2 separate regions of the Homo sapiens genome follow, and region 2 is linked to region 1. Evidence: read pairs that join two places in POLR2A ChIA-PET (ENCODE). Cell type or tissue: Caco-2. All regions are shown on one strand. Each heading gives the region's core, and the rest is flanking DNA. Links, peaks and the distances in the headings are about the cores only.

Region 1 (4,000 bases), core at 1-4,000:
GTCTACCTTTCCTGGGCTCCATCCACTAAATTCTCAAAGTGCCTCCTAATCATTGTCTCTATTAAAGATGCCCCACAAATTTCCAAAATGCCCCTAGGGTGTGCCTGAGAGCCACTACCCTAGGTGCCTCTCTTCAAACACCTAGGCCTCACTGCAGTGGCCAATAGGGGCATACTAGGTGGCCACAATCACGTTCCTCTGTCCCCTTTGTATAGCACTTGAAAAAGAGTTTGCTAAGGCCTGGTACGGTGGCTCATGCCTGTAACCCCATCATTTTAAGAAGCTGAGACAAGAGGATCCCTTGAGGCCAGGAGTTCAAGACCAGCCTGGGCAACATAGAGAGACTCCGTCTTTACAAATATATATATATATTTATTTATTTATTTTTATTTTTTTTGGTAGAAAAGGGGTCTCCAGTGGCCGGGCGCAGTGGCTCATGCCTGTAATCCCAGCACTTTGGGAAGCTGAGGCGGGCAGATCACGAGGTCAGGAGATGGAGACCATCCTGGATAACACAGTGAAACCCTGTCTCTACTAAACCCCATCTCTATTAAAAATACAAAAAATTAGCCGGGCATGGTGGTGGGCACCTGTAATCCTAGCTACTCGGGAATCTGAGGCAGGAGAATCGTTTGAACCCGAGGTGGATGTTGCAGTGAGCCGAGACGCGCCACTGCACTCCAGCCTGAGTGACAGAGCAAGACTCTGACTCAGAAAAACAAGCAAACAAAAAAAGACAGCTATATACCTAGGGAAGACATAAATATAAGTGAAAAGCAGAAGTACAAAAATAGTTCGGCTGACCCAGCAGCAATTTTGATCCCATCCCAGCAAGACCTGTCTTGGAGTGTAGGTCTGGCTCAGATAGCAAACTCCAGCCCTTTCACACTGACAGGTATCATATCACAGGCTCCTAGGTCTTTAGGTCCCATGGAGAGTGCCACTCCCAGTTCCACTGTTAGTTACTTCTATGGTCTGTGTTCAAGTCAAATAAAGACATTTGTTCATTCCATGCACAGCACAGAGTAGGTGCTCAAAAAAGTACTTTTTATACAGATGAATGAACAACTACTACCAGTTAACCTAGAACCTGTCCTTTCAGCTCTAGTTTTTAATTGTAATTTTATTTTATTTTAGAGACAGGGTCTTGGCACAATCACAATTCACTGCAGCTTTGACCTCTCAGGCTCAATTGGATCCTCCCACCTCAGCCTCCATAGTAGCTGGGACTACAGGTACATGCCACCATGCCCAACTAATTTTTGAAATTTATTTTTAGAGATGGGGTCTTCCTATGTTGCCCAGGCTGGTCTCGAATTCCTGAGGTCAAGCAATCCACCTGCCTCAGCCTCCCAAGGTGCTGGGATTATAGGCGTGAGCCATCACTCACCTCTAGTTTCTGGCCTGAGGGTATATTACTCTCCCTGATTACTGACACCAAAAATGATTTCACTCTTGGGTGGGACCTCTGCTGCCCCTTACCCACTAGGGTGTGGGTTTTTTTGGTTTGTTTTTGTCTTTTTTAAGACAGGGCCTCACACTGTCATCCAGGCTGGAATGCAATGGTGTGATCCTGGCTCACTGCAGCCTCGACCACCTGGGCTCAAGGGATCCTCCCACCTTAGCCTCCTGAGTAGCTGGGACCAGAAGTGCACACCACCACACCAAGCTAATTTTTTAACTTTTTATAGAAACAGGTTGCCTAGACTGGTATCGAACTCCTGAGCTCAAGCAATCCTCTTGCCTTGGTTTCCCAAAGTGCTGGAATTACAGGCGTGAGCCACTGAGTCTGACCTTAGGGTGTGGTTTTACCATTGGATTCATGTGATTTACCAATGCTTCAACAGTAACCACAACATTCAATGTACAGCCCAGTGCAGATGGAAGGTCCTTGTACCTCATATGATCTCTTCCAATTTTTCGCAAGATAATAGTCAGTCTTTCATGAGTGCTTATTACATGCACTAGCCTGACAACTCTACATTACAGATAAGAAAATTAAGACTTAGAGGCCAGACGCGATGGCTCACACCTGTAATCCCAACACTTTGGGAGGCCGAAGCGGGCGGATCACAAGGTTAGGAGATCGAGACCATCCTGGCTAACACGGTGAAACCCCGTCTCTACTAAAAATACAAAAATTTAGCCAGGCGTGGCGGTGTGCGACTGTAGTCCCCGCTACTCGGGTGGCTGAGGCAGGAGGATGGCGTGAACCCGGGAGGCGGAGCTTGCAGTGAGCCAAGATCGTGCCACTGCACTCCAGCCTGGGTGACAGAGCGAGACTCCATCTCAAAAAAAAAAAAAAAGAAAAGAAAACTAAGACTTAGAGAAGTTAAATATGTGGCAGAGTGAAGCCTAAGCTCATATCTGTCCTAATCTAAATTCCAAGCAGTTCTGAGTCATCAGGTCACACAGACTGCTTCTCACATGCTTCAGGAATGCCTTTTCAGTCTTCCTTAAAGGTTGCAAACAGTTGCAAAGCAAATTTCATGGTTCCTGTTTCTTCAAAATCTCAAAGCTCTTCATTCAGCCAGGCATGGTCGCTGGAGCGTGTATATTCAACCACTTGAGAAGATGAGGATCTTTTGAGCCCAGGAGTTTGAGACGAACCTGGGCAACATAGGGAAAGCCCTGTCACCTAAAAAAATAAATAATACAACCAGCTCTTCATTTAGAGGCAAGCACAAAATAGGTGCTCAATGTTTGTTGAATGAGTGAGTTGTTACCAACCATACCCCATTATTCAAGGTCCTGCTTGTCAGTGTTTCAGGAAGTGTTCTTGGCAAAGGAGTGGTGAACTTCAGGAAGAATGATGCTGACTCCGAACACAATTATTTATTTATTTATTTATTTATTTATTTATTTATTTATTTACTTATTGAGACAGAGTCTCGCTCTGTAGCCCAGGCTGGAGTGCAATGACGTGATCTCCGCTCACTGCAACCTCTGCCTCCCAGGTTCAAGCAATTCTCCTCCTTCAGCCTCCCAAGTAGCTGGGATTACAGGCGCCCGCCACTACGATCGGAGAATGTTTTGTATTTTTAGTAGAGACAGGGTTTCGCCATGTTGGACAGGCTGGTCTCAAACACCTGACCTCATGTGATCCACCCACCTCGGCCTCCCAAACTGCTGAGATTACAGGCTTGAGCCAGTGTGCCCAGCCTGAACACAATTATTAAAGTCAAAGTGAGACCTAACAGTGGAACTTTGGTTGCGGCTACAGGAAATATGGATTCAAATACTGAACACCAGCTGGGCACAGTGGCTCACGCCTACAATCCTAGCACTTTGGGAGGCTAAGGTAGGAGGACAGCAGAGCCCAAGAGTTCGAGACAAACCTGGCCAACATGGTAAAACGAAAAAATTAACCAGGCATGGTGATGCACACCTGTAGTCTCAGCTGAGGTGGGAGGATCGCCTGAATTGAGGTAGTGGAGGCTGCAGTGAGCTGTGTTCCTGCCACAGCACTCCAGCCTGAGCAACAGAGCAAGACCTTGTCTCTAAATAAATAAACACAACAAAAATAAAACAAATACTGAGCCAGGTGTGGTGGCTCCTGCCTGTAATCTCAGCACTTTAGGAGGCTGAGATGGGCAGATCACTTGAAGTCAGGAGTTCGAGACCAGCCTGGACAACATGATGAAATCTCTACTAAAAATACAAAAATTAGCTGGGACTGATGGCGCTAATCCCTGCTACTCAGGAGGCTGAGGCAGAATTGCTTGAACCTGGAAGGCGGAGGCTGCAGTGAGCCAAGATCACCCCCACTGCTCTGGGTTGCAGTGAGCCAAGATCACACCACCTGGGTGACAGAGCAAGACTGCATCTCAAAAAAAAAAAAAAGAAAGAGAAAAGAAAAGAAAGAGAGAGAGAGAGAAGGAAGGAAAGAAAGAAAGAAAAAGAAAAAGAAAGAAAGAAAGAAAGAAAGAGGAAGAAAGAAAAATAAAAGCATAGAGAGTGCTGGAGCAGTGTGAGTGAGATGGATAGTGGTAAAAGGTGA
Region 2 (5,354 bases), core at 1-4,000, 89 kb after region 1:
AGGAGACACTACTGGAGGAGTGGGAGATGGATCCCACAGCGTGGGTCCCCTGTAAGCTGTCTTCTGGCTGACTTTGGAGAGGCTTTGTTTTAATATAATGAAGGAGGCTTTTCATTTGCAGGAGGGTTGAACCCTGGTAGGCAGAGGTGGCTGGAAAAGTAGGGATGGGTTGTGAAGGGGAAGTCTAGGAGAGGTGGGGATGGGGAAGGAAACTGGGGAGGGACCTGAACAAGCCAGTCATCCCTATAGCATGTACTGAGTTTTCCGTGGGTTCAAGCCCTGTTCTGGGTTTGGGAGCAGCATTTAATCTGCACTATGGAGGTTTTAAATTTATTGGGAGGCCAAGGCGGGTGGATGACTTGAGGTCAGTAGTTCGAAACCAGCCTAGCCAACATGGTGAAACTCTGTCTCTACTAAAAATACAAAAATTAGATGGGCATGGTGGTGGGCACCTGTAATCCCAGCTACTCGAGAGGCTGAGCCAGGAGAATTTCATGAACCCGGAGACAGAGGTTGCAGTGAGCCAAGATCGTGCCACTGCACTCCAGCCTGGGTAACAGAGAGAGAATTCATCTCAAAAAAATAAATAAATAAATAAATAAATAAAAACAAAAAATAAATTTACTAGGGTAGACCATGCAGAAAGAATGTGCCTGGGTACTGGGACCTCTTCTAGCTTTGCTCCAGAAATTTGGGGAAGGAGTAAAGACAGTAGCAATTCCAGAGGCTCCTTGAAGAGGAGTTGGGGTTGGGGAGGATAAAGTTAGGTGGTGGTTGGAAATGGGAGAGAGCAAGGAGAAAACTCACAGTAGCTGCTGTATGGACCCTGATACCCTGTACCTCTTTCCTTGCCCTCCAGGTCCTGGAGTACAATGCCATTGGAGGCAAGTATAACCGGGGTTTGACGGTGGTAGTAGCATTCCGGGAGCTGGTGGAGCCAAGGAAACAGGATGCTGATAGTCTCCAGCGGGCCTGGACTGTGGGCTGGTGTGTGGAACTGGTGAGAGGGGTAGGGCAAGGGAGAAGAAGTTTCCTGCAATGGTGGTGACTTGGGTGGGAAGGGGAGGGATGGGCCTGAAACTTATTTCTGGGTTGTGTTTGTGTTTCTTTGTCTCTAGTGTGCTACGGCCAAATTTAGAGTGAATCACTCCAAGGGTTAACTAATGTGGGGAGCCTCTTTTGGCATTAGGTATGAAGATGGCTGTAGATAGTTGTAGACAGTGTGGACTGGGGCCTCGAGACTGGGCAGAGAGGTGTCAGCTCTTTCCTCTGAGCAGAGGATGGCTATAAAAGTGACAGAGGAGGCCGGGCATGGTGGCTGACACCTGCAATCCCAGCACTTTGGGAGGCCAAGGGGGAGGATCATCTGAGTTCTGGAGTTCGAGACCAGCCTGACCAACATGGAGAAACCCCATCTCTACTCAAAATACAAAGTTAGCTGGATGTGGTGGCACATGCCTGTAATCCCAGCTACTCGGGAGGCTGAGGCAGGAGAATCGCTTGAACCTGGGAGGCAGAGGTTGCGATGAGCTGAGATTGCACCATTGCACTCCAGCCTGGGCAACAACAGCGAAACTCCATCTCAAAAAAAAAAAAAAAAAAAAAGGTGACAGAGGTCTTCCAAAGGCTATTCAGAAGCAGAAATTGAAAACTGGCAGCTCACTGACAGTATTTTGAAAATGTTTTACAATTAAGTCTCCTAAATTTAACAAAGAGATTTCACACTAAAACCTAGATTTCTAGCATGGCTTGGGAAATTGTAAGATTTGGGTCCATGTTCCCGCATAGCAACAATTGGCTGAAGCTGAGTGGATGCAACTTCTGCAAGACGGCATGTGTTCTCCTGTGTGCTTTCTCTAGTTTGCTCCAATCCCCACATCCCCTTGTCTTCTATACCAGTTCGTCTTGGTCTTGAAGGTGTCTAGTTTGCTGGCATGGCCTAAAGCTTTCATTAGTGGCAGGGGGACTGGGTTCTGGGAGGGGTGCCATGCCCGAGGAGGGTGGCAGTGAGCCCAAAAGGGAAGAGCATTCAGAACTTGGTGAGTGACGATGATGCTGAGTGCCTGGCCTGAGAGGAGCAGCTGGCTCAAGGGAAGACGTGCTGAGCACAGTCAGCCCGGGTACGTTCTTGGTATGGGTGGAGCAGGTGGATCTGCCTGTCCTGTGGGCGGTGGAAATTCCAGTCTGGAACTTGTCGGGGAGATGGGTCTGGAGAATAGAGATTTGCTTCCAAGGAGGTAATAGGCCCATGGCATCCAGGGAGAGGGCCCTGGATGACAGGGATGCTGAGGGGCTGAGGGGTTCAAAATATGGAGATGACAGGCAAGGAAGGAAGGGAAGGAGGATGAGGGCAGAGCAGAGGAGTAAAGCTATGGGGGCCAAGGGAAGCAAGACCTTGAGGGGCCAGTGGTTAACTGGTAGAATCAGTTCATTTTTTTTTTGAGATGGAGTCTCTCTCTGTTGCCCAGGCTGGAGTGCAGTGGCACCATCTTGGCTCACTGCAACCTCTGCCTCCCAGGTTCAAGCAATTCTCCTGCCTCAGTCTCCTAAGTAGCTGGGATTATAGGCACATGCCACCATCCCTGGCTAATTTTTGTATTTTTAGTAGAGACGGGGTTTCACCATATTGGTCAGGCTGGTCTGGAACTCCTGACCTTGTGATCCATCTGCCTCGCCCTCCTAAAGCGCTGGGATTACAGGCGTTACAGGTGTGAGCCACTGCACCTGGCCTAGAATCAGTTCTTAACCCTAGCAGCACCCTAGTTTCACCTGTAAGTTTTTAAAAATTTTTAATTTTTTTTTTTTTTTGATACAGGGTCTTACTCTGTTACCCAGGCTGGAGTGCAGTGGCATGATCTTGGCTCACTGCAATCTCTGCCTCTGGAGCGGAAGCCACCCTTCCACCGCCTCAGCCTCCCAAGTAGCTGAGACTACAGGAGCGAGCCTCTACTTGGCTTTTTTTTTTTAGAGACTAGGTTTCACCATGTTGCTGAGGCTGGTCTTGAACTTGTGGCATCGAGTGATCTGCCCATCTCGGCCTCCTAAAGTGTTGGGATTACAGGCGTGAGCCACCACGCCTGGTCTAAATTTTTTTTTAGAGACAAAGCCTCATTCTGTTGCCCAGGCTTGAGTGTAGTGGTGCAATCATGGTGTACTGTAGCCTCGACCTCCTGGGCTCAAGCGATCCTTCCACCTCAGCCTCCCAAGTAGCTGAGACTACAGGTGCCTACCACCACGCCCGGCTTTTTAAATAGTTTTTTGGTAGAGATGGAGTGTCACTATGTTGCCCAGGCTGGTCTTGAACTCCCGGGCTCAAGTGATCTGCCTGCCTCGGCCTCCCAGAGTACTGGGATAACAGGTGTGAGCCACTGTGCCTGGCCTGGGTTTTTTTTTTTTTTTTAATTTCCCTAATAAATAGAAAGTGCTGGTGGGGTTAAGAATCAGTGCTAGGAGGCAGAGGAAATTTGGGGAGGCCATGGAATTAATTATCTTGGAGACCATCATGGTTGAGTGGTGGTGGCTGAAACAAGATTGTCCTTGCAGTCACCCTTGGGAGAGGCAGTGAATGGGTGGCTTCAGGGAAACCATGCTACTCCAAATAAACACAGAGTCAATTAAACATGTGCCTTTGATGTGGAAAGCCCAGGACCTCCACACTACTCTTCTGAGTTTAGGTCAGAGGTAAAGATGCAGATGGATGCCTCCTTCCCTGAGGACCCTGCCTATAACAGCAGTGATTGCAACGGTCCTTTCCCCACGGCCCATGCTGGGCTCTGGCAGGCGGTGTTGCATGCTTCCTTTGCAATGTGGATCCACTACAGCACACAGGATTAGGATGGGATAAAGTCTTAAAAACCATGTCTTCTAGGCCAAGTGTAGTGGCTCATGCCTGTAATCCCAGCACTTTGGGAGGCTGAGGCAGGTGGATCACCTGAGGTCAGGAGTTCGAGACCAGCCTGACCAACATGGGGAAACCCCATCTCTACTGAAAATACAAAATTAGGCTGGGCGCAGTGGCTCATGCCTGTAATCCCAGCACTTTGGGAGGCTGAGGCGGGCGGATCATGAAGTCAGGAGATCGAGACCATCCTGGCTAACATGGTGAAACCCCGTCTCTACTAAGAATACAAAAAAAATATTAGCCGGGCATGGTGGCAGGCGCCTGTAGTCCCAGCTATTTGGGAGGCTGAGGTAGGAGAATGGCGTGAACCTGGGAGGCGGAGCTTGCAGTGAGCTGAGATTGTGCCACTGCACTCCAGCCTGGGCAACAAGAGCGAGACTCTGTCTCAAAAAAAAACAAAAAACAAAAAACAAAAAAAAAATTAGCCAGGCGTGGAGGCACATGCCTATAATCCCAGCTACTCAGGAGGCTGAGGCAGGAAAATCGCTTGAACCCGGGAGGCGGAGGTTGCAGTGAGCCAAGATCGCGCTATTGCACTCCAGCCTGGGCAACAAGAGCGAAACTCCATCTCAAAAAAAAAAAAACACACAAACCATGTCTTCTGCTCAAGCCTGGGTGACAGAGTGAGATCCTGTCTCAAAAGAAAATAATAATAAAAATTAAAACCTGGGTATAGGGCCGGGTGCATTGGCTCACACTTAAAATCCCAGCACTTTGGGAGGCCAAGGTGGATGGATCACGTGAGGTCAGGAGTTCGAGACCAGCCTGACCAACATGGTGAAACCTTGTCTCTACTAAAAACACAAAAATTAGCCGGGTGTGATGGCACGTGCCTGTAATCCCAGCTACTTGGGAGGCTGAGGCAGGAGAATCGCGTGAACCCGGGAGGCGGAGGTTGCAGTGAGCCGAGATTGCGCCATTGCACTCCAGCCTGGACAATGAGAGTGAAACTCCATCTCAAAAACAAAAACCTGGGTATGTATCTAGAAGTGGAAAAACAAAAAAAGGAAATAAGTTATGAAAATAAAAACCATGTCTTGAGCTGGGTGCGCTGGTGTGTGCCTATATCCCTAGATTCTCAAGAGTTGAGACAGGAGGATCACTTGAGCCCAGGAGTTCAAGTCCAACTTGGGCAACATGACAAGACCCTTGTCTCTTTAAAAAAGCAACCCAAACCATGTCTTGAAAAGCTATTTAATGGTCAGACACGATGGCTCACGCCTGTAATCCCAGCACTTTGGGAGGCCGAGGCAGGCGGATCACTTGAGGTCAGGAGTTCAAGACCAGCCTGGCCAACATGGCAAAACCCAGTCTCTACTGAATGAAAATACAAAAATTAGCTGGCCTAGCAGTTGGTGGTGGCAGGTGCCTGTAGTCCCAGCTACTTGGGAGGCTGAGGCAGGAGAATCGCTTGAATTTGGGAGGCGGAGGTTACAGTGAACCCACATGGCGC

The links. ChIA-PET counts read pairs that join two places held together with the same protein. Peaks named below come from ENCODE experiments on the same cell type or tissue, not always from the same donor. Only the 100,000 strongest peaks of a DNase experiment are listed, where the experiment ranks them.
Region 2: POLR2A ChIA-PET joins it to region 1 with 5 read pairs; 9 of 35 experiments call an interaction of 5 or more read pairs at or near these places.

The regions. Positions count from the first base shown.
Region 1 is chr1:155,222,450-155,226,449 of GRCh38, forward strand. It overlaps the pseudogene GBA1LP. Among named protein-coding and RNA genes, the nearest start is that of MTX1, 16 kb to the left of the region's middle. In Caco-2, for the core only: no CTCF peak of the experiment used is centred there; a DNase peak (open chromatin) is centred at 2,445; H3K4me3 peaks cover 115 bases.
Region 2 is chr1:155,311,396-155,316,749 of GRCh38, forward strand. FDPS (farnesyl diphosphate synthase) reads left to right here. Exons shown (of 11, transcript NM_002004.4): 4 at 860-1,000. Among named protein-coding and RNA genes, the nearest start is that of FDPS, 5.2 kb to the left of the region's middle. In Caco-2, for the core only: no CTCF peak of the experiment used is centred there; no DNase peak of the experiment used is centred there.